Regions from separate parts of the Homo sapiens genome. Here region 2 is linked to region 1. A link is a loop called in an ENCODE intact Hi-C map of the cell type or tissue named here. Cell type or tissue: PC-3. All regions are shown on one strand. Each heading gives the region's core, and the rest is flanking DNA. Links, peaks and the distances in the headings are about the cores only.

Region 1 (10,864 bases), core at 2,910-6,909:
GCAATGGCTCATGCATGTAATCCTAGTACTTTAGGGAGCCAAGGTGGGAGCATCTGTTGAGCCCAGGAGTTCGAGACCAGCCTGGGTAACATAGTGAGACCTTGTGTCTACAAAGAATTTTTTTTAAAATTAGCCAACTGTGGTGGCATGGGCCTGTAGTCCCAACTACTTAGAGGGGCTGAGGTAGGAGGATTGCTTGAGACTGGGAGGTCGAGGATGCAATGAACTGTGATCATGACACTGCACTCCAGCCTGGGTTACAGAGTGAGACTGTGTCTCAAAAAATAAAAATAAAAATAAAAAATAAAAAGAATCAGATGAATTAATTTTAATATTATAGTTAATATAGCCTAATATATTGGAAATATTACTATTCTTAACATGTAATCAGTGTAAAAAGTATTTACTCTGTTATCAAGTTCAAATCTACCATGCCATTCTGGAATATTAAGGACAAGTGTTAAAAATTTAAATGATGGAGAAAGATTTATTTAATATTAGTATTTTGTTTTTACAATTTCATGGAAAATACTTGGAGAACTTTCATTTTTCTCTAATAAAATTCTAGTTTAGAATGTGCTCTGTTTAATTTCTATGAATAGGTTTTCTTATTGATGAGTTCCTGGGTAATTGAGAGATAATGTATACTTTATGTAGAGAAGAGATCCTCTTAATGATTACTTATCCAAATCATATTCACTGAATTAAAAATAATAGTGAATTCACTAAGGCAATATTTTACCTATTAATTGCTGTCCCTCCCAAAAACAGAAAACAAAATAAAAACATAATCCAAGCTTTTTTTGTTTGTTTGAGATGGAGTCTCGCTCTCTCACCCAGGCTGGAGTGCAGTGGCACGATCTCAGCTCACTGCCACCCCTGCCTCCTGGGCTCCAGCAATTCTCCTGCCTCAGCCTCCTGAGTAGCTGGGATTACAGGCACGCACCACCACGCCCGGCTAATTGCTAATTTTTATACTTTTAGTAGAGACAGAGTTTCACCATGTTGGTCAGGTTGGTCTTGAACTCCTGACCTCGTGACCCGCCCACCTCGGCCTCCCAAAGTACTGAGATTACAGATGTGAGCCACCGCACCTGGCCTGAAGCTTCCTTTTAAACATCTTCACTGATCAAAGAAATAGAAATAGACATTTTTAAGGTGGCCTATTATTTATAAAAATAATATTTTTCTTTTTTTAATGTGAAAAATCCAAAGCCTGAAATAAAGATAGTACTTGAATTTCTCCAAATGTAAACAAAATTCACTGGTATCATTGATTCTATCAGTATCTGAAAATATATCCTGTACAACTATTCAGTGGACTATTCACAGGGCTTTTTACAGTCAACCTCATAGTGGAGAACTTAGGTATTCATCAAAGGAAGAAGTGAGAGGAACAAAGACTCAATTTTACTGATTGTTTTTTTTGAGACAGAGTCTCGCTCTGTTGCCAGGCTGGAGTGCAGTGGCACAGTCTTGGCTCACTGCAACCTCTGCCTCCTAGGTTCAAGTGATTCTCCTGCCTCAGCCTCCCAGATAGCTGGGATTACAGGCACACACCACCATGCCCGGCTAATTTTTATATTTTTAGTAGAGATGGGGTTTCACCATGTTGGCCAGGCTGGTCTTGAACTCCTGATCCACCCGCCTTGACCTCCCAAAGTGCTGGGATTACAGGCCTGAGCCACCGCACCCGGCCAATTTTACTAACTGTTAAATCCTTTAGGACCATAGCCTGTGTCTCAATGGCGCTGATTCCTAGGAAAATTGCCTGGCACATATTAGGTATAATAACAGCTAACACTTAGGTAACATTTAAGCCAGGACAGAATCTTTTCTGAGTATTTTACATATTTTAAAATATTCATTATTCAAAACAATCTTATGAGTAGATAGATACTATAATAATCTCATTTTATAGATGAGTAAATTGAATCCTGAGACTATTACATTACTGATATTACTCATTTATAGTAACGGCAGTGTTAACATAGAAGCTAACAGTTATTGAAAGTTTCTTGAGTGATAGCTATTATTCTGATTACAGATCTAAACTCAATCCTCTCCACAGCCCTATGAATAAGTACTATTTCTATGCCCATTTTATAAATGAGGAAATTGAGTTAAAATATATATTCTTTCAAAACCTTAAAATAAATTTATTTACACCTTATTCTCAAGAATGTTTGAAAATAAAATAATAAATATTTCTTACTATTTTGTTAATTAATTGTTGTTAAAGCAGTTACAATTTATGGAGGGCTAGGCACCGTTTAAGGAATTTCCATGTAATAACCCATTTGATCTTCAGAGTAATCTGTGAGAGGTGGATACTATTATTATCATCACTTTATGAGTGAGGAAAATGAGGCACATAGAGTTTGAGTAAATTGGCCAAGGTCACACAAAGAATGACAATATTAGGATGTATACTTAGGCAGCCTGAAATTGCATTTAGCAGAACTGTACTGAAGTTTTGGCTAAATTCAATGTTTGTCTGAATAAGATAAATTGTGGAAATTTCCTTATCTCCCAATTGAGTGAAGGAACAAATGCACTGATTATAACCCATTATGGATGATTGGTCTATTTTAACTAATACCTTTCTTTTTTGCTCTAAAACTATTCTAATTCGGAAGTTTTCCTGCTTTTAGAATTAAAATCCTACTTATACCATCAGAAATATACATTCCAATTACTGAGGTTAAAGAGATTTCCAAGATACTTAAAAAGAAATTATAATTTTAAAACAGGTTCTTTTTTCTTTTTTTAATCTTCTCTATTAAAATAAATAAACTACCACCCAAATAATTAGTTTGCTTTAAAATAATCTTTAGAGCTAAAAGTTCAAAAGAGGATTTAATGCAATAAAAACAAAGAAACATTTATTGAGTTAATTTAACTCAGTGAATCTCAACATTTTATTTTATATTCTTACTTTATCATCGGCTATTTAGGAAAACTATTCAGAGTTTTCTAAAATATTCACTAAATAACTATCATTGAAAAAGATAAACTGATTACCTTTATTTACTTGAAAGCTGAAGCCCTTTTTATGTTTATAAAATAGAAATTTGCATACAGTCCTATTGATGGCATATTAATAGTGCAAGCAACATTTTAAAGCTTGACACTTCTTGATGCAAAATTATTCATTTTTTTCCATAAATAGAAACCACACCATGTTGTCAATAAATAATTCCACTTTAATGGCAAAGTAATAATTTAGACAGATACAGGGTGCACATTTGCAAAAAAATATATGCAAGCTGGTTTACAAGCTAGAGGAACAATAAACCAATAGAAAATACATCATCCAGTTAAGTCCATTGACACCAAGTACTTATTGTTGGGGCTTTACAAAGACTACAAAACTTTTCAGATGATTTATTTCACTGTTTCTGCCTATTTACATGATATGTTACATCAAAATGTACAAAATATAAAATGTATACAGACAAATGTTTCACAAACTAGTTTAAGTTGTAAACTAGGTGGACCTACTGGGATGTATTGCAGGAAATTCTGTTTATGCTCATGTTTGGACTGTGTTTCTCAAAATGGCAGGGAAAGATTAGCAATTTTCTTAGATCACATATTATACAAGGGAAACTAGTCACTCATCCAGCTACATATATTGATGTTTCACAACAGATTTGATCCATGTTTGAGGCTTCAAAGTCAGGGTGACAATTCTATGTGCATAAATTCAGTTCGGATTTCCCTTAGGGCAATAGCACCGTGTAAGGACCTATTGACTTTGTGACACTCTGAAAACTGCACAGATGTTTCGTGGTGTTGTTGTTCTATAGCAACTGACCCATTGGTGGTCACAGAGAGTAGCACCAAATACACGTCCTAAAAGTAACACATTTTCACACACTCATAGAAGAAGTCTATACCATGGCCTAGCCCTTGGGTTTCATAAACTTAAAACCTGTCCTTTGTGTGTGGTGGTAACTTCTCCAATGACTGATCAGTTTTCATGCACTCTCTTTAAAGCCTGCCATGACAGATGTACTTTCAGACAGTTTTACTTATCCAAAAATATATTGGCTTCATGTACAGTTTTGAAGCATGCTCACTCTAGCACTGATAGCTCCTGCATAGTCAAAAACAACTGTAAATACAGGACAAACACACCAGATAATACAGCTTTGAGGGTTTGCATTCTGTATTTGTTTGCAATGTACAGGAAATCTCAGCAAGTGAAACACCTCTTAACACCAACAGGATAAAATACAATTTTGTTTGTGTTTGTTTTGATTTGTGCAAGTTTTAAAAATTATTATTTACAATACCTACCCAGTAGACTGTGCAAATCTAACCTTCTTTTACAGTATAAACGCTTCCTCTTCCACAGTGACCTTACCGCTTCAGTGTTCTTTAATGCTGAATTTCTCATGTACAACAATAGCAATCAAAACAACATGCGTCAAAACTCATTAAAAAAACAAAAACAATAGGGAAGGAAAGCCGAATAGTTGTGCTCATGCTGCATCTAGTGCTTCCAGCCCTGCTGGATAATAATTCAAAATCTTCTGCCTTCTGAAACTCTTTCACTTAGAACTGGATGGAATTTCGCCACATGTCTTAGGTTTTAAGTGACGGTCAAAGAGCATTTCTGGGTTATTTTAATATTTTGGAGGATAGGCAAAGCGATCTATTCACAAGGCTAAAAATACTGATCTTTCTCCTATCCATTTCTTCAAAAAAAAAAAAAAGAGAAAGATATATAGAGATGAGGCTACTATGTTAACTGGTGTTGCTTGGTTGTAAATGAAAAGACAGTGGAAATTACCAATGGTTTAGGATTTAAACCAACTGTTAAACTGTCATAGAAATCTGTTTTAAGGCAGTGAGACAGCACCATAGGAAATGTTCCTTCTTTCACTGAAAAGGCTCAAACAAATAAAGCCCTAAAAAAGCCTTTTATCAGTGTTGACTAATAATTGGTATAAAACTCTTGTTAAGGGAGTGGGCAGGTGGTTTAAAAAGACCACTGTGGTAAAAACAACCTTATAAAACCAGTGACTCATATACTAAAAAGTTGGTGGAGCACATCATGAGAACGTGGCAGTTAGAATTAAATTGGCACTTCTCCAGTTTGCCACAGTAGTGTTTTTCTGGTGGTTGCACAATTCCATTTGTGCTTATGGAGGACTGGCCTCTTGGATTTGTTCTGGAATGGGGTGAGCGCACAACACAAACACTACTGAAGCCCTGTGACCAGCACCGTGTGGCACAAAGGAGGTTGGACAGATCAGAAAGATGGACCCTGCCTGGGGCGAACAGCCCCTCAGAGGAAACAAAAGGAAGGGACAAAAAATGGTCTGCATTGTAAACTTTTAAAGAGGAAACAAAGAAAGTCCAGTTTGGCTATCCCATGTGCAATCTGTTCAGTTGCCCTGTCATTAGGGTCCTTTCCAGTTGAGTAATGGAGCTTTCTATTACTCCACAGATATAAAAAATGCTTAGAAATAAACTAAAGTTAAGCTTCCATTGCAATTTAGCATCTTGGCGGTTCAGACTTAGTTCTGCTGCCTCCTTGGAGACCACAACTCTGGGTCAGGGCCCTTGACAGGGTGCTTTTATACTGGCAGTGGTTTAGTGAAAATACCTTTCTTTTGAAACATTTTTTTAAAAGCAAAGTCTTTTCCCTTAACTTTTTTCACCCTCTAGAGGGTAGATTCAAGAGATGAATCCAAAATGTCTTCATGGTGGCTGGTGCTTTCGCTGTCGCAGCTTTGTGTGCTCGAGTAATTGGCTGCTTCTTGGAGTTTCATTAGCATATTCATCTGAAGAAAGAAAAAAGACATCGATGTAGGCAATGATGCATTGAGTAAGCCAGCCCATAAAAAACAAGGCCCTGAGCCACACCGAAGAGCTATCTTATCCCATCCAAGTAACAGGGGAAAATAATTTTAGATTTTTACTCGTTGCCCCTGGCTCCTATGCTGTTTCTCCCAAACATGACTACAACACCAAACCATAAGGACAAAATAGGGCCTCTGGATAACTCTTTTATTTGGGGTTGTGAATGAATACTGCTCCAGCAGGGAGACTGGAAAGGAAACTGTATCACAGCTGGACATCTGGGTTCGTTGCTGGAAAGTACGCCAAGCTTCCCAGCTTTTTGGCTGGGAGAAGCAGAAAGCATTGAATGGCAACTGAAAGTCGTGAATGTTCATACACACACAGACGCACACAGAGGCACACACGCACTGTCCCTTGAGAGAAGGAGGGTATGGAGAGGAATGAAGCCAGCTGCTGCACACAAGCACACCATCTGCTGTTTAGGAGCTGACCTCGGGAGGAGGTGACTGAATGAAGCAGACCATGAGTGTTTGAAGAGGGAGAAGGAAAGAATTACTGTCAAGTTTGTGTTGTTAAATTTCTGGCTAAAATATGATTGATACATCACTGAAAACAAAAACTATCATCTGGAACAATAGTGGCTGTCTCAAGTTTCCCAGCCTTATAGGAGAATGGTAATGTTTGTTCTAGTAAAAGGGACATATGCATGAAAGCACCTGGGGAGAAAGGCAGCTAGCATTTCCATGTATTATAAAATAAAGAGCAGTCACATTGCTTGAATTTTGATAGATCTGGAGCTCCACTGTTAGAGATGGACTTTTTTTTTTTTTTCGGAAAAAAAGTGTTTAAAGGCAAATTGTGAATAAATGGTTCAATGATTTTAGAAAGCACAGAAAAATTGGCACATGTCTTTACAAGGGTAGTGGACTTGTTTTCATATCAAGGGTTTTTATAAATTGTAACAATTTTTATATTACCTAATGCATACTAATTTTATTATTCTATAATCAAAAGTTTTTTTTTTCCAACTTACAGAAATAGAAAGGAGAAATCTAAAAAACGATTCCTTGGTCATATGTTAAGCTATGCATGCTTGTGTGCTCTTTACAGAAAGTGTGCTTGATAAATGCTTGTGAAATAAATGATAAACTGGTAATCACCAATTTCAGCAAGAATTCCTTTCTGACAAAGAGACTACAGTTACAGCATAATTTGAAATCATTTTAATAGTCTCAGGAAAATATGTTTTAACCTAATTTTCAATCTGACTCTCCTAATTTATTAAATAAGCTACATAAGGTTATGAAATAAAAGTAGTAGGTGATAACTTTTTAAACCCAGTAAGCCAAAAAGTCAAATGTCTCCTTCAACATAGTTTCTTTCTCTCCCACTCTCCTCTCTCTTTCTCTGTCACCCACACCCCTACCTTCCTACTTTCATGTCCATTCATATTCCTTCTCCCATTTCTTTTATCTATCTGTCACTCATTAGCAGCTGCCTGTATGTTCAAGCATTTGGGTGAAACTGATCTGTAAAATAAAACTGAGTTTTGAGCACCCTAGTGATTTAGTAAGAGTAGAAATGATAAATGATATCTTTTAAAAAAGATACAGTTGTATCTTAGGCACAAATGTTTGAAATCACTTGAATGCTGGATGTTGTAAAAGTTTCACTGTGTAATAGTATTGTTATTAAAGTCTTAATTTTTTAAAATGGTGTCATATAGTAAATATGTTCCATTATAATACATTCCACATCTCAGATTCATAATAAATGTATACGTGGGATTTACTTTGCCTTTGCCTAGTATTATTTTGTGCATTCAAATCAAGGGAGTTTACAAGAGAAGATTACGTATGATTTAGTCATTATCGTGATACATCACAATTCTCCAAAAAGTATTAATATTTTTCCTCTCTTCTTCCCCACTTCTTCCCCACACTCACTGCTATGGTTTGCGTGTGATATATCACTTCCGAAACTCTTGTCGAAATTTTATCCCCATTGTGGCAGTGTTGGGATGTGAGTCGTAGTGGGAGGTGTTGAATCATGGGGGTGGATTCCTCATGAACAGATTAATGGCATTCTGGTTAGGGGTCAGTGAGTTCTCACTCTGGAGGGAATGGATTAGTTCATGTGCGAGAGCAGGTTATTAAAGAGTCTTGCTTCTTTTCTCACCATGTGACCTCTCTGCACACTCCCACTCCTCTTCCACTTTCCACCGTAAGTTCATGCAGCATGAGGCTCTCACCAGATGCAGCTGCCCAATCCTAGACTTTTCAACCACCAGAACGATGAGCCAAATGAATCTCTTTTCTTTACAAATTGCCCAGCCTCAAATAGTCTGTTATAGCAACACTAAATGGAATAGGGCATCTATAGCCATAAATTTAATGTTTATCATTTCTAACACCTTGATCAAGTCCTTATCATCACTGGTACCATCTAATCTGCTAAGCTTCCAGATTCCATCCTATCTCCTTCAGTCTGTCCTCTCTCTACTCTGTTATTAAAGTGATCTTTAGAAACTGCAGATCTAACTAGGTAAATCATGGCTCAAACACCTTTGACAGTTCTCCACTGTCTCTGTGATAACGTTTTAACTTCCTGCAATGATAAACAAGGCTTAGCATGATCTAGCAATTGTATACTTCCACAGTTTTAATTCCTACCACCAACTGGTGTATAGTTCCCTAAACTCATCATTTCTATTACACTGTCCTCTAATGTTTCACATTCTATTTCTTTAATTTTGGATGTTCTCCCTGCAACCATATGGTGAACTCCTATTAATCATTCAAGATCCAGCTCAAGCATCTCCTCTGTAAAGCTTTATTCTAACTGCTTCCTCAATGAACTCACAATTTTACTTAATATGTGCCTCTATTATGTTACTGCAGTTCATATAGGTAGAAGTCTCTCTTCACTACTGGATTTTAAGCTTCTTGAGATCAGAAATGATACTGTAGTTATCTCCTGATCACCAGGTCTTAGCATTAAGGACATACTTATTAACATTCTCTTTGTTGTTAATGGTGAATACACATTGTATTTTTAAAATAATGTGAGATATACCAAAAACTTGCATCCTCATTCAGATTCAAAAAGTCTCTCTCCTCTCTTCTTCCCTGTTTCTTTGCTACACTCATTGCTATGGGGATTTCTGACACTAAATAGTGGATGTTTCTTGACACTAAATAGTGGATATTTTGTAGGATTTCTGATTTAGAATGGACTGAAAATATATGTTGGCTTCATGCTAGTAATTACAAAAATACATAGAAATAAAAACAGATAGATCGTCACCAGTCTGATCAACATAGAGAAACCCCGTCTCTATTAAAAATACAAAATTAGCCAGGCATGGTGGTGCATGACTGTAATCCCAGCTACTCTGGAGGCTGAGGCAGGAGAATTGCTTGAACTCGGGGGGCGGAGGTTGTGGTGAGCCAAGATCGTGCCATTGCCCTACAGCCTAGGCAACGAGAATGAAACTCTGTCTCAAAAAAAAAAAAAAAAAAAAAGTAAGAAAGAAAGAAAAAAGATAGAAATATTTATTTTTTTAAAACCAGAGAAAGCCTGCCAAATATTTAGTTTTAGATGACGTCTTTTACCATTTAGCATGTAAGACCTCATAACTCCCTGTTTCTTAAGATGTTTAATAGAGCAGCAGGTTAGGAACCAGGAAATTTTTTTACCCCAATTCTCATGCCAGAAGGGAAAACCTTGAATTTGTTTCCTCTACTAGAAGACAAGTGCATTCAGAACCAGGAAAAAAAGTGCTTTATGGGGTGAGCTGAGCTGGACTATGAGAATTGGGAAAGTTGTGGGCATTTCCTAAGGGTTTCATACTCTACAGACTAAAACTGAGAACAAATCTTATAAACACCTCTCCTTATAAAACAGACATATTATATAAAAACTGCAGAGGTAGGACTGGAATTTTTGAGGAATTCAGATTAAATAATCCATACTCATATTCTAAAGCTTATATTTACTCTGTTAATCATTCTATCAGCAATTATTTAGTATATGCTCACAATTATGCTGAATCCAAACCAATTTCATCAGCACTGTTGATTCCTAACTATGAATCATCTAAAAGGCCAGGTACCATGTTATAAAAATATAAGTCTGGGCTCTTAAGGAAGATATCGCCTAGATCAGAAATCAGCAGGAAATCCCTGGAATCTAAGTAGGTCTATATATATACTTCAGTGATTTTATGAAACTCTTAAAATTGTATGCCAAATTTTCAGTGTGTATGCATTTTGCTGGGTAAAGGATCTTGAAAGTTTATCAGGTTTTCCACAAGAAACTCCCAAAATGTTCAGCTGAGATGATGATGATGATGATGTGTGTGTCAGGGTTGTTGGTGTAAGGGTATTCCTTAAAATATCAAGTAATTTTATATCCTTAGGTATAGCCATAGGTTATGATTTTTAATTATTTATGTTTTGTCTTAGTTTGATTTAAGCAACATAATGAATTTTTATTTCAGTATCTTTTCTTTCTGTACTGGTTGTAAAAGTCCAATAAGCTCTATACTCATAGAATGGTGAGTTAGTAACACTTCACATTTGATACCAATATATTGAAAGTAATCTGTAAAAATAAAAATAGATATATAAAAAGTGTTTTTTTTCCTAATAATACTACATACTTAAAATTTTCAGAATATTCATACTTTGGAGTTTTACAGACTTTTATTTCAATTATTCCACTATTTTAGAAAGTAAATAAACCATAACTTCCATTTGACTTCCAAGTCAGTTTATCCTTTGCTACAGTAGGCAAGAGAAGACCCATTCTATAAAATTAGTCAGGTTAGTTGATATAGGCAAAATATTTTTTAGTTCTCCATGAGTACATTATACCATAACTTTTGTTTTTCTATTTAAGAAAAAAATTGAGTTTTCTCTTAAATGCCTATTGAATTGAGTCATAATATAGAAAATTATATTTATTTAATTATATACACAATTTAATGCATAATAAGAGAAACATTATAGTCTAGGAGTTCATTCTGGTTGTAGCATTTCTTGAT
Region 2 (10,864 bases), core at 2,306-6,305, 96 kb before region 1:
CCATAAACTGTGTAGCTTATAAGCAACTGAAACTTATTTCTCACAGTTCTGGAGACTGGGAAGTCCAAAATAAAGGTCTTGACAAAATCAGTGTTTGTTGAGGGCCCATTTCCTGGTGCATAGAGGGCACCTTCTTACCTTATGTTCACATGATGGAAGGAGAAAAGCAGCTCTCTGGGGCCTCTTTTACATGGGCACTAATCCTACTCAAAAGGACTCTGCCTTGTGACTTAATCACCTCCAAAAGACACCGCCTCCTAATACCATCACATTGGTAATTAGGTTTCCACTGTGACTTTTGGGTAGAAACAAACCTTCAGACCACAACAATGATATAATCCAACTATAAAATACAGTCAAATTCACCATAGTTTGTCATTTATTTTTACATAAAGGTTTCCCACCACATTCAAATTGTAATTAAATAGCATTATTTAATAAGAATGTTTTTCAGTTTTGCTGCCTCTTTCTGACCCAAAACAATCTGATCATTTCTATAATAGTTTCATTATATCTATAGTAATAACGACCTAAGAAAATATGCTCATTTACGAGTCTAGAATGTAACCTCCTTATGTAGTTCTACAGCTAACCTTAAAATAAGGTTCAAGCAATTTTTATTTGCTATTTTGACTGTTGCTATTGTGGTATTGTGCTCTATAAACAATACTTTTCTTTTTTTCTATAAAATCTTCTGGTGAATTTCATTTAATTGTCCATAATTATCATGCACCTACTACAAAAGACACCTGAGTTCTGAGCATCCCCAGTTGGTAGCCCTGGATTATGTTAGATTTATGATTGATAAGCCCTATCAGTTAACTAAGAAAATAACCCTGACATGATCCTTTCTGGAGACACTCCTAAATTAATTGGAATAAATGAGAAGCTTTGTTACTTAGGTAATTGAAGTACATAAAGAAGGAATTTATTGTTCAATTCCCACCTATGAGTGAGAACATGCGGTGTTTGGTTTTTTTGTCCTTGCGATAGTTTGCTGAGAATGATGGTTTCCAGCTTCATCCATGTACCTACATGTTGTGCACAGGTACCCTAAAACTTAAAGTATAATAAAAAAGAAGGAATTTAATATTTTAAAGTTTATAATTACAGTTTAAAATATTTAAAGTTAACTAACATTCTAAGTTTATGAAAAGGATCAAATGTCAATCAAAATTCCCCTTAAAAGTGATTGTTCATATTTGCTAAACTTACAATCAAAATAGCAATATTTATAAGCTATGCTTAAAATCTTAAGAAAAAACTAGCTTCTTTATTAAATCAACTATAAATATTTAAGATCAAATTTGATCTCTGAATAATTTTTTTGTGTCTGTGAAAGCCACCTTTGAAGGCACCAAAAACTCTAACAATACAAAACTTAAAAGTTAATGAGGTTTTCTTCATAATCACAATTTGCATTATTGGTAATTCTCAACAAAACTTATCAATTATTGTATGGTCTTTATTGTGCCTCTTTTCGGAAAAGAGGCATGCAATTGATCACATGCAATTGATTACTTGGTGATCTTCACTAGATACGGTATGAACTATGAAAATTATTATACTGGTAATGATAAAGGAGCACACATTCATCAATATGAATAAAGTCACTCAATCTATCTCATAACTGGGCGTCAGATCTTTTCAATGGTATCTTTGTTATACTTAAATTTCAAACATTACATAACACATATTTAAACTTATGTTTCTCTTTGTTGTGATTAGACTGGCTACAACCAAATGTCTATAGACTGCCCAACCCTAGAGAATGTCTTTCATAATGCCGTTTATACAAATATTGCCACCCAAGATTAGCAGCTTGGCCACTATTATTACTATAGTAACTTTTCCAAAAACAGTACAGTTTCAAGAAAACTTTCATAAAGTTACCGAATTAAGTGTTCTTTGCTTCCTGTGGTTCATCTGAAATGTTAATTTGTCCACCTAGAACATTTTAATTTATGAGCACAATATTTTATTTTTGATTTCTCAATAGCATGCTGTTGTAACTACACATTTTTTTCACAGCAAAGTGAATTTCAGATTCTCTAACGTTGCTTGGTAATGTTGTGAAAGAAATTATAGGCATTGAGGTAATGCACAGTACTCCCACATCTTTCACCTCACTGTGCAGTCAGCCAAATTATATATTTATTAATATTGTTAAGCTGGCCTCATGAGTCAATAGATTGAATAGAGTCTCTGTTAATTAAGTTTGCTGATGAAATGACTAGAAACTTGGAGAATAGCTTCAGAATTAAAAATGAGTTTAACCAGCTGGAGGGGATTTAGGCATTGGATAAGGATTGGACCAGATGACCTCTGTGGTCTTTTTCACCTCTGGGATTCTGTGAAAGACTGAGAAATCAATACAGGAATAATTTATATGAAAAAAAGTTCAATGTAAAAATAGGTTGGATTGAATGAATTTATTAAATATGTATTTTAAATATCAAAATCTTAAATGGTTATACAGAGGCATAATAGTTTTATATTCTAACAGAGAGACATTCTAAACTTGTGTTACCAGGGTAGGTTGATTCAATTATGACACTGAGATGCCTTGCTTTCAAAAAAAGCCTTTTCTATAAAACGTTTTTTATGGTGTGCCAGATAGCAACTAGGTGGTTCAACAAAACCTGTGTTCTCTACTTCCTGCCCAATCAACAAGATTACTTTTTTTGCTAGCTAAAATTCACATAGCCAAATTAAATTTTAATCAATATAATGTGTATATAAGTTCTGTAAATCAATTTCAAGCTTTCCCTGTAAATATATCCTCATGAGGTTTTCCATTCTCTTTTTTAGCCCGGCTGTCATAGACTGATATGCCAGGCAATGCAAACTTGGATTCTCTGTCTTAAAGATGACATATCTTAAAAAAACACATACACACATGCATTATATTTATTTTTTTTCTTATTGTAAAATTTAAAATGGCAGAAGTCATGAATAGGTATTTTGGAAGAAGATATCAAAATATCCAATAAGGATATAAAAGGCTAGTAAACTTCATTAGTCATCAAGAAAGTGCAAGTTAGAACCTCAGTGAATACCATTACACCTCTGCCAGAATGGTTACAATTTAAAAAAACCTTACAATGCCAAGAAGTGGCAAGATTGTGAAGCAATAGAAATTCTTATGCACTGAGAGTAACAAGGTAAACTGAGAGTTTGATGGCACTACTAAAAGAAATCAGACACATACTCTATAACCTAGCAATTCCACTCCTAGATATTTTCCCAACCAACAGAAATTCTTAAATACATTTGCCAAATGCATCTACAGAAATCTTCAAAACAATAATATTGATAATAGACAAAGCAGAAAAGTCTGTCTACAGTAAAATAGGTAAATAGTGATATATTTACAATGGAATCTCATAGTAAAAAAGAACAAACTTTTTATTCTGAGCTGAATTATATAATATTGAGCGAAGAAAACCAGAAACAAACACCAACATATATAATTTCATTTATATGAAGTTCAAATGTAGGAAAAAATAAGTATAGTAACAAAAACAGTGGCTATGTTGAGTGTGTATGTAGGGTAGATACTGACTTATAGGGAATTGTGGGAGGCATCTGGAATGCTAGAAATGTTTTTATTTTGATTTAGGTTGTGATTCCACCGCTGAATTTGTAAAAAAATTATAGAGTTTAAACCTAAAATTTGTATACTTTCCTGCAATTAGGAAGAAAAAAGTTTACAGCAAGAGTTATGGTCTGATGAGTCTAGGTTAAATGTCCCAAATATATATCTGAGATATTAAAACAGTAGAAATTCTGTACAGTTTCCTTTCTCAAAGGAGATTCAATGGTTTAAATCATGCCCAGAGGCAGGCTGGGAGATTAGATGACTTTCTGGGGACTCTTTCAGCCCTATGATTCTATGATATTTCCTATAATATGTTCTTTTTCTTGAAACCCCCTTCAGTCTTTCTGTTTCTCTAGTATGAAGTTGTCCTGGACTGAATTTAATACCCTAGGGGGTTTCTCACAAGGGCGCCATAAGTAGAAAGTCTGTCACCTCCCTAATAGGTAATATGATGAAGTTGTATCCAGTGGGAAATGTCAATGGCATTTTGTCCAGCCCTGCTATGGTTGGATGGATAATGCAAGGTCATATACAATTTTCTCTCTGCTCTCGCCTCTGGATATTTTAACATTATTTCTTCACAAGTTTCCCTTTACACTGCATGCTTCGCACTAGATTATATTTTTGCCAAGAGGTACTAAATTGACTTCCCTTTTGTCAACTTTGGAAGAATTTTGTAAACATTCTCAGTGTGAATATATGGAATGAATAGTGGTGATTTCAAGAAATTTTGTGGAAAATATCCGTGGATCCTTTGTCATTACATAAGCAATGGGTTACATTGATGAAGTATTTTGCTTTGAAACACATTTCAGTGTTATGTGGACACAGCCAAAAAGATATAGGCTAGAAAAGAGATTGAAAAAATATTGTATAAAATTATTTTATCATAACCATAGATATTTGAGATTTCACTCCTTGAATATTTTTCATGGGAATTATAAATGTTACTGTCAATATTACTTTAAAACTCTTGATTGACTCAGTTTTGAATATTTATTAAGTGAAGCAATTCACACTGCTACAATATAAATCAAATTATTTCTATTAACGTATTGCAACTTTCAAATAAAATTTAATGTTAATTTCTCTTTAGTTTTGGAAGTGTGCTACATATATTTTGCTTGGGCTTTGTTGAATATATTAAAAAAAAACCCCCCACTAATGTGTTAGCTTCCTTTCCACGTAAACATTTTAGGAGCACTTTTAGTTGGAGAATCCATAGCCTATTATTTCTGGAAGTTCCTCAAGCAAAATATTTACTCTGGAGAAATAAGCTTACAGATTTTAATACATCTACATTAATTGACACTAAAACATTTGTTCCTAGCCTCTTAAGGCTCTCCAAAGGCTGTAATTTCAGGACACCCATTCAAACTTTATGCCACTAAATGCTTTGGGGCAACTACAAAAAGCAGCATTCCATTGGTACTGTGCATCTGTGTATATAGCAATCTCTAAATGCAGCTAATGGAATCTCAGCATGAAACCAGAAAAGATTTTTCCAAACTCATTATAGTTGCAGGTTACCCTAGTTGAAAAATTGATTTTGCACTGGAAAGTGAAAATCTAACTTCACAATGTCATCGATCATTGGGAAAACATGTAATAGAATAATTACTTCTATGCTCTGAGGCCTGGATGCAAACTTATCCATTCACAATTCAAGGAAAATTTTTTTGTTATTCAAATGCAACCAAAATGTCAATAAATTTGAAAGATGATTTATAGGAATGCAGATAGAAAAATCTGTATTTATTTTAAAGAAAAATACTTAAAAAGAAAAAAAAAAACCTCAGGGCCAATTACTAGATATTCCAGTCCCTGCAAAATTTGTAAGAGTACATAGCAGCTAGAATTAGTTTCAATTCAATAAAAACCTCATTCTTCAGATGACTGATGCCAGAGATAAGAATTCTAAATGATATTCATCCTATTGGCATGCATAATAGGCAAATAAGTTTCATTTATTCATTCATCTAGAGATTCATTTAACAAGATTTTCTTGGATGCAACTGTCTAAAAGGCCAATAAAAGAATAGATTTTATGAATCATAATTTTTCTTACCTGGATCATATTTCAAATTTTATAATCATATGTATGATCTAATTTCCCAATTCCAGTAGACTATCTACCCTCATGTTTCTAAAAGCAAAGAATTTTGCTTCTAGTATTTGCTAAAAGTATTTATTTAAAGCACAGCATTTTATGGATCCTTGATTGAAAAACACTAATTTAGTTGACTAATGATAATCATGTACTTACAGAGAGTTTTGTGACTGTAATTCCACAACCAGGCCCAGAGCACCGTTGCATCTGTCAACCATACAGTTCTTTATATAGGTCAGAGGAGAATCTTGCTTAATGCCCATTCCATGAATTTGTAAAACTGGTTTATTAGACAACATCTACTTTAACATGATTCCTAAACTGTAGATGGCAGCCTCTGTTGACTGCCAACATCCTGCTTCTTGGTCTCTATACCTTGGTGTCTCTTCCCTTGAGTGTGAACTAGACTTATTGAATCATTTCTAACAAATAGAAAATAGGAAAAGTATTGAGAAGGTCCTTTCTGAGATTAGGTTCTAAAAAAGTCTATAGCTTCCATATTGGGTGCTTGTTTTCTCTTGTTCTTTTACTCCTTCGTTCTGAGGGCAGCCAGTTTCCATGTTGCAAGCTGCACTATGGAGAAAGCTAGGTGGCAAGGAAATGAGGAAGGTCTCTAGCCAGAGAATGGTAAGAAACTAAGGAAATGAGAACTGTCTCCTACCAACAGCCATCAAGCAATTGAATACTCTGAGGAACGAATCCTACCAATTGACAGAGAAGGAGCATTGCCATCTTGGACAAGCACCACCATTTTAAAGTTCACCTTGATCAAAAACTGCCTAAATCCAAAGGGCATCAGCCTAATGGCTAAGGTTAGCATGACCATAAGCCACAAATGACATCTCTGACCAGAAACATTCCAACCCTAAGATAAACCCCGCCCCTAACCAGAGACATAAAACAAGTTAAGAAACTTTTGCATTTTTGTAAACATACAAAAGTAAAGAACATCATACACCCAATATACCCGTAACCCAACTTTAGCAATTATCAATATTTTGAAAACATTTATAAATTCAGAGGCTAATCACAAGATGTAATAAAATGACCTCCTCTGAGATAACCTCCCCTCCTGCCAGAGAGATGTCAGCCCCAAGATAAACTCCCCTCCGACCAGAGACATTCCAACCCTGCAATAAACTTTTCTCCCACACAGAAACATTCGAAGTCCATGATAAGCATTGTCACCCTAAAACCAGTAAACACCCTTAGTCTGTAAGAGACAGCACTCCTGACCAAAATCGGCCAGAAGCCCCTCTCAGGTTTGTTATCCAAAATAAACCTATCTTTAACTGTTGAGCCGCTTTTTATGTTTCTTTCCTCTTTAACCCCTACACCAATAACCATGTTAGTGAGTTTGGAAGTAAATCTTCTCCCACTTGAACCTTCAGAGGAGACCACAAGTCTGTCTAGCAGGCTGACCAAAATATCCTGAGAGACCTTGAAGCAGAGGCACTCAGCAAAGTTAAACTTAGATCTTACACCCAGGGAAATTGTGAGATAATAATTGTTTTAGACCACTAAGTTTTGCGGCAATTTGCTCTATAGCAATAGATAACTTACCTTTTTATAACTTGTGTAATTAACTCATTTTATTACATCTTGTGATTAGCCTCTGAATTTATAAATGTTTTCAAAATATTGATAATTGCTAAAGTTGAGTTATGGGCATATTGGGTTTATGATGCTCTTTACTTTTGTATGTTTACAAAAATACAAAAGTTTCTTAACTTGTTTTATATAATCAGAAAGAGAATCCACATTTTCCCTTCCCTCTATTTCTTCAAATTAAATGTTATTTCCTTTTACACTTCCTCATATGAAATTTTCATCATTCTTTAGTTTTTTCCACATATTTTAGAGCATATTGGTATAATTAGAAACATTTGTCTCAAAACAACCAGAATTTTTAAAAAAAAAAACCCTAAAAGATTTTTTTAAATGTAGGATCTGTAGGAGAAAGATATATCCAACTCACAGGTCTGCATAACAAGTATAAACCTTATTATTAAGCAAAAATGAGTCCAAAATAATACAAGAATAGTTAATATTACTAAACCTTATTTTGTAAATCTTTAAAAATGATTTAATAAAACTTGCCTTACTGGCCTGTGATAGAGTATTAACGTAGTATTTGCTACTAGTTGGTGAGTACTTATTATGTAATTGGCAAATAGTTGCCTTGTTTTATTTCATAGAAACCCTAATAAAAGCCAGTAAGATAGAGTCTATTTTTTCTATTTAATAAAGAGAAACTAGGCATTAAGATATTAAGTAACTTTTCTAAGGACATATAGATAGTAAGTGATGAAGCTGGGAATTAAACTGAGATTTTAATCACTAAACTATACAATACATATTACATATCTAAAACAGTGTCTACCACAGAGAAAGTGTTATTGTAATTTTTTCTCTTCATTTTCCTCATGCAAAGATAGATTTGAGAGGCAGTGAAATAACTATCTGCATTTGTCAGGTTTCTACTGACATAGATCATACAGCTACCCCCAAACCTCCATGGCTTAAAACAACTTTCCATGCTTTCAGGTCTTTAAGTTGGCAAGAAAAAGCCCTGCTTTGGACTGGAGATCATGTCCAAAACCTTGTGTTTCTTATCCTAGTCCACTAATACCCATAGAAAATGCTTTTCATTTCAGATGGAAGAATCTCCAAAAAACTTAAGCAAAAGTATTTAATGCTTCTTGAGATTTCAACTCAGAACTGGCATGTTCTCACTGTACCTTCATTCTATTGTCAAAGCCCAAAGTCAACGGGACATGGAAGTAACTAGCCCACAACGAATCATGAAAGGGAGGGGATGAAAGGAAGAATTATAGATAAACAATACAGTTTGAAACAGCATTCATAAAAATTGTTATAAAATAAACATTGAATAAATGAGATATTTGATGTTTAAGTTGTATATACTCTAAAATGTTATAGTTTTAGCATAATAAAAATGTTGCTTCGTAGCAATTTTTCTGATCATTCTCATTCAATTTTACTAGTCATTCTGATTAATACATCCATTAACACAAGTCATTTTGTTTTTTTTTTCTTTTTTAAACCATTTTTAAATAAGGAAATATAGGGATCTTTACTCATTCTCAGGAAACTCTTTCTTCCATAATTACTCAAGTTAATGCCTAATGGCTCTAAAGTAATACCTGTAATTACTAAATTACTTTAGAAATTATGTCCTTGGTCACCATAAATCACTGTAAATTTAAATGTATTATGTTTTCTAGGTCCCTCTAGGTAAAAGCTTTCACAAGTATAATCAGATTTCCACAGGTAAATACAAATGATAATTTGTTTTCACTAATGCTCTATGTCTCATCTCTTTTGCACTAGGCAACTTAAGGAACAAAGGAATTTGTTTTAACTGCCCTCTATTTTTAATTATCCATCTTTGATGATCACAAAAACAGAACTGCCACTTTCTCTTATCTTGCAATAAGATAAGATAAGCACTTCCTTGGTGCTTCTTTACTCATAGTTTTGTTTGTTGGTTCGTTTTAGAATAAATGGTTTATGTATCTGTCTCCTTCACTACATTGTAACCTCCTTCAACGAACAAATTGGATCTTATTTATCTTGGTATCATTTGTGTGTGCCTATTCCATGCCTGTTCCAATCTATGCCTATTAAGTGAAACTTGGCTGAACAAATAGATGACATAATTATTCACTAGACAGCTGACACTCAAAGTTATAGAAAAAAAGTGCTATTTTAAAAATAATAGCTTTTGACTAAGAAATATTCCAATTAATTCACTTTTAAAAGAGTTGAATGTTCATGTATTAAGATTTTAAAAGGCTATCATTTATCAGTGAATCAGACAAAACATGTTGGGATCGAAATGATAAATTTAGAGAAATCTGTACACAATTAGTGGGACCCCCCACCAGTACACCAGGAGGAGCTATAATTTCAGAGAACAAAGACTGTTACATTATGTATACTATCAAGCACTACAGCTACATCCTGAGCTCACAGTAGGTTTTCCAGCCAAATGGAAAGTGAAATCCTAAGAGGCATTACCAAAATATAATTATTACTGTAGTAAAAGAGCAGTCAGTATCAAAGGCTGTCAGGATTTATGCCCTAGGTTCACCTCTAGCACATCAGAATCCAAGTCTTACTGTCAACAAATCTCAAAGAACACTCTACTTTAGCAATGAGAAAAAAGAAAATAACAGGAAAATATAGCATTATTATATACCAGAGTTTTTCTAAGAAAATAACAAGAATATATAGCATTATTATATACCAGATTTTTTCTAAGAATTCCATTAAATGTCTGCACATTTATTCATTCAATACATGTTTATTCAGTGTCTACTTGTGCCACGTACCATTTTATGTGCAAAGAATAAAATGAGGCAGAATAGAGGAGAGTATCAAGTCCAGTGAAAGAATAAAATACATAAAATAAGACTTTTTTTTTGAGACAAAGTCTTGCACTGTCACCTAGTCTGGAGTGCAGTGGTGCAATCTCAGCTCACTGCAACCTCTGCCTTCTGGGTTCAAGCAATTCTCCTCCCTCAGCCTCCTGAGTAGCTAGGATTACAGGTGCCTGCCACCATGCCCGGCTAGTTTTTGTATTTTTAGTAGAGACGGGGTTTCACCCTGTTGGCCAGGCTGGTCTTGAACTCCTGACCTCAAATGATTCACCCTCCTCAGCCTCCCAAAGTGCTGGGATTACAGACATAAGCCACCACACCCGGCTAATAAGGCATTTTAACTGCAGTTTGTTTTACGAGAACATAGAACACCCAACCTGAATACAAAGGATAGGGAAAGCTTACAGTAGAGGAAGTGAATTCTAAGTTCAGAACTGGAAGATGAGTGACAGTCAGCTAGAAGAACATTCCAGAAGAAAGAAAAACATGGGTAATTCAATACATTTCTTCTATAAGCCACATCGTGGAGTTTGGACTGGAGAAAATGAGTACCTGTTAATTTTTATTTGCCATATTGACAAATCAAGGATTCTTATGTCTAACATGAACAGTAGGCAGATATTCCCTCTCCTAAACCCTGAATAGCTAGTGTCCTACAATAGGTCAAAACTCAGTCAATCCGGGAAGACTGTGCCTGTGACATAGTCATGACTCCACCTTGTATTCCTTTCGTTCCACACATTTTCT

The links. Peaks named below come from ENCODE experiments on the same cell type or tissue, not always from the same donor. Only the 100,000 strongest peaks of a DNase experiment are listed, where the experiment ranks them.
Region 2: a loop joins it to region 1, with 2.5 times the contacts of the local background. A loop is called at or near these places in 1 of 110 quality-filtered maps.

The regions. Positions count from the first base shown.
Region 1 is chr12:78,205,332-78,216,195 of GRCh38, reverse strand. It overlaps NAV3 (neuron navigator 3), which reads right to left. Exons shown (of 40, transcript NM_001024383.2): 40 at 3,186-5,798. The coding sequence ends at 5,679. Among named protein-coding and RNA genes, the nearest start is that of LINC02424, 150 kb to the left of the region's middle. In PC-3, for the core only: no CTCF peak of the experiment used is centred there; a DNase peak (open chromatin) is centred at 5,035; H3K27ac peaks cover 901 bases.
Region 2 is chr12:78,301,105-78,311,968 of GRCh38, reverse strand. No RefSeq gene overlaps it. Among named protein-coding and RNA genes, the nearest start is that of LINC02424, 53 kb to the left of the region's middle. In PC-3, for the core only: no CTCF peak of the experiment used is centred there; no DNase peak of the experiment used is centred there; H3K4me3 peaks cover 427 bases; H3K27ac peaks cover 1,667 bases.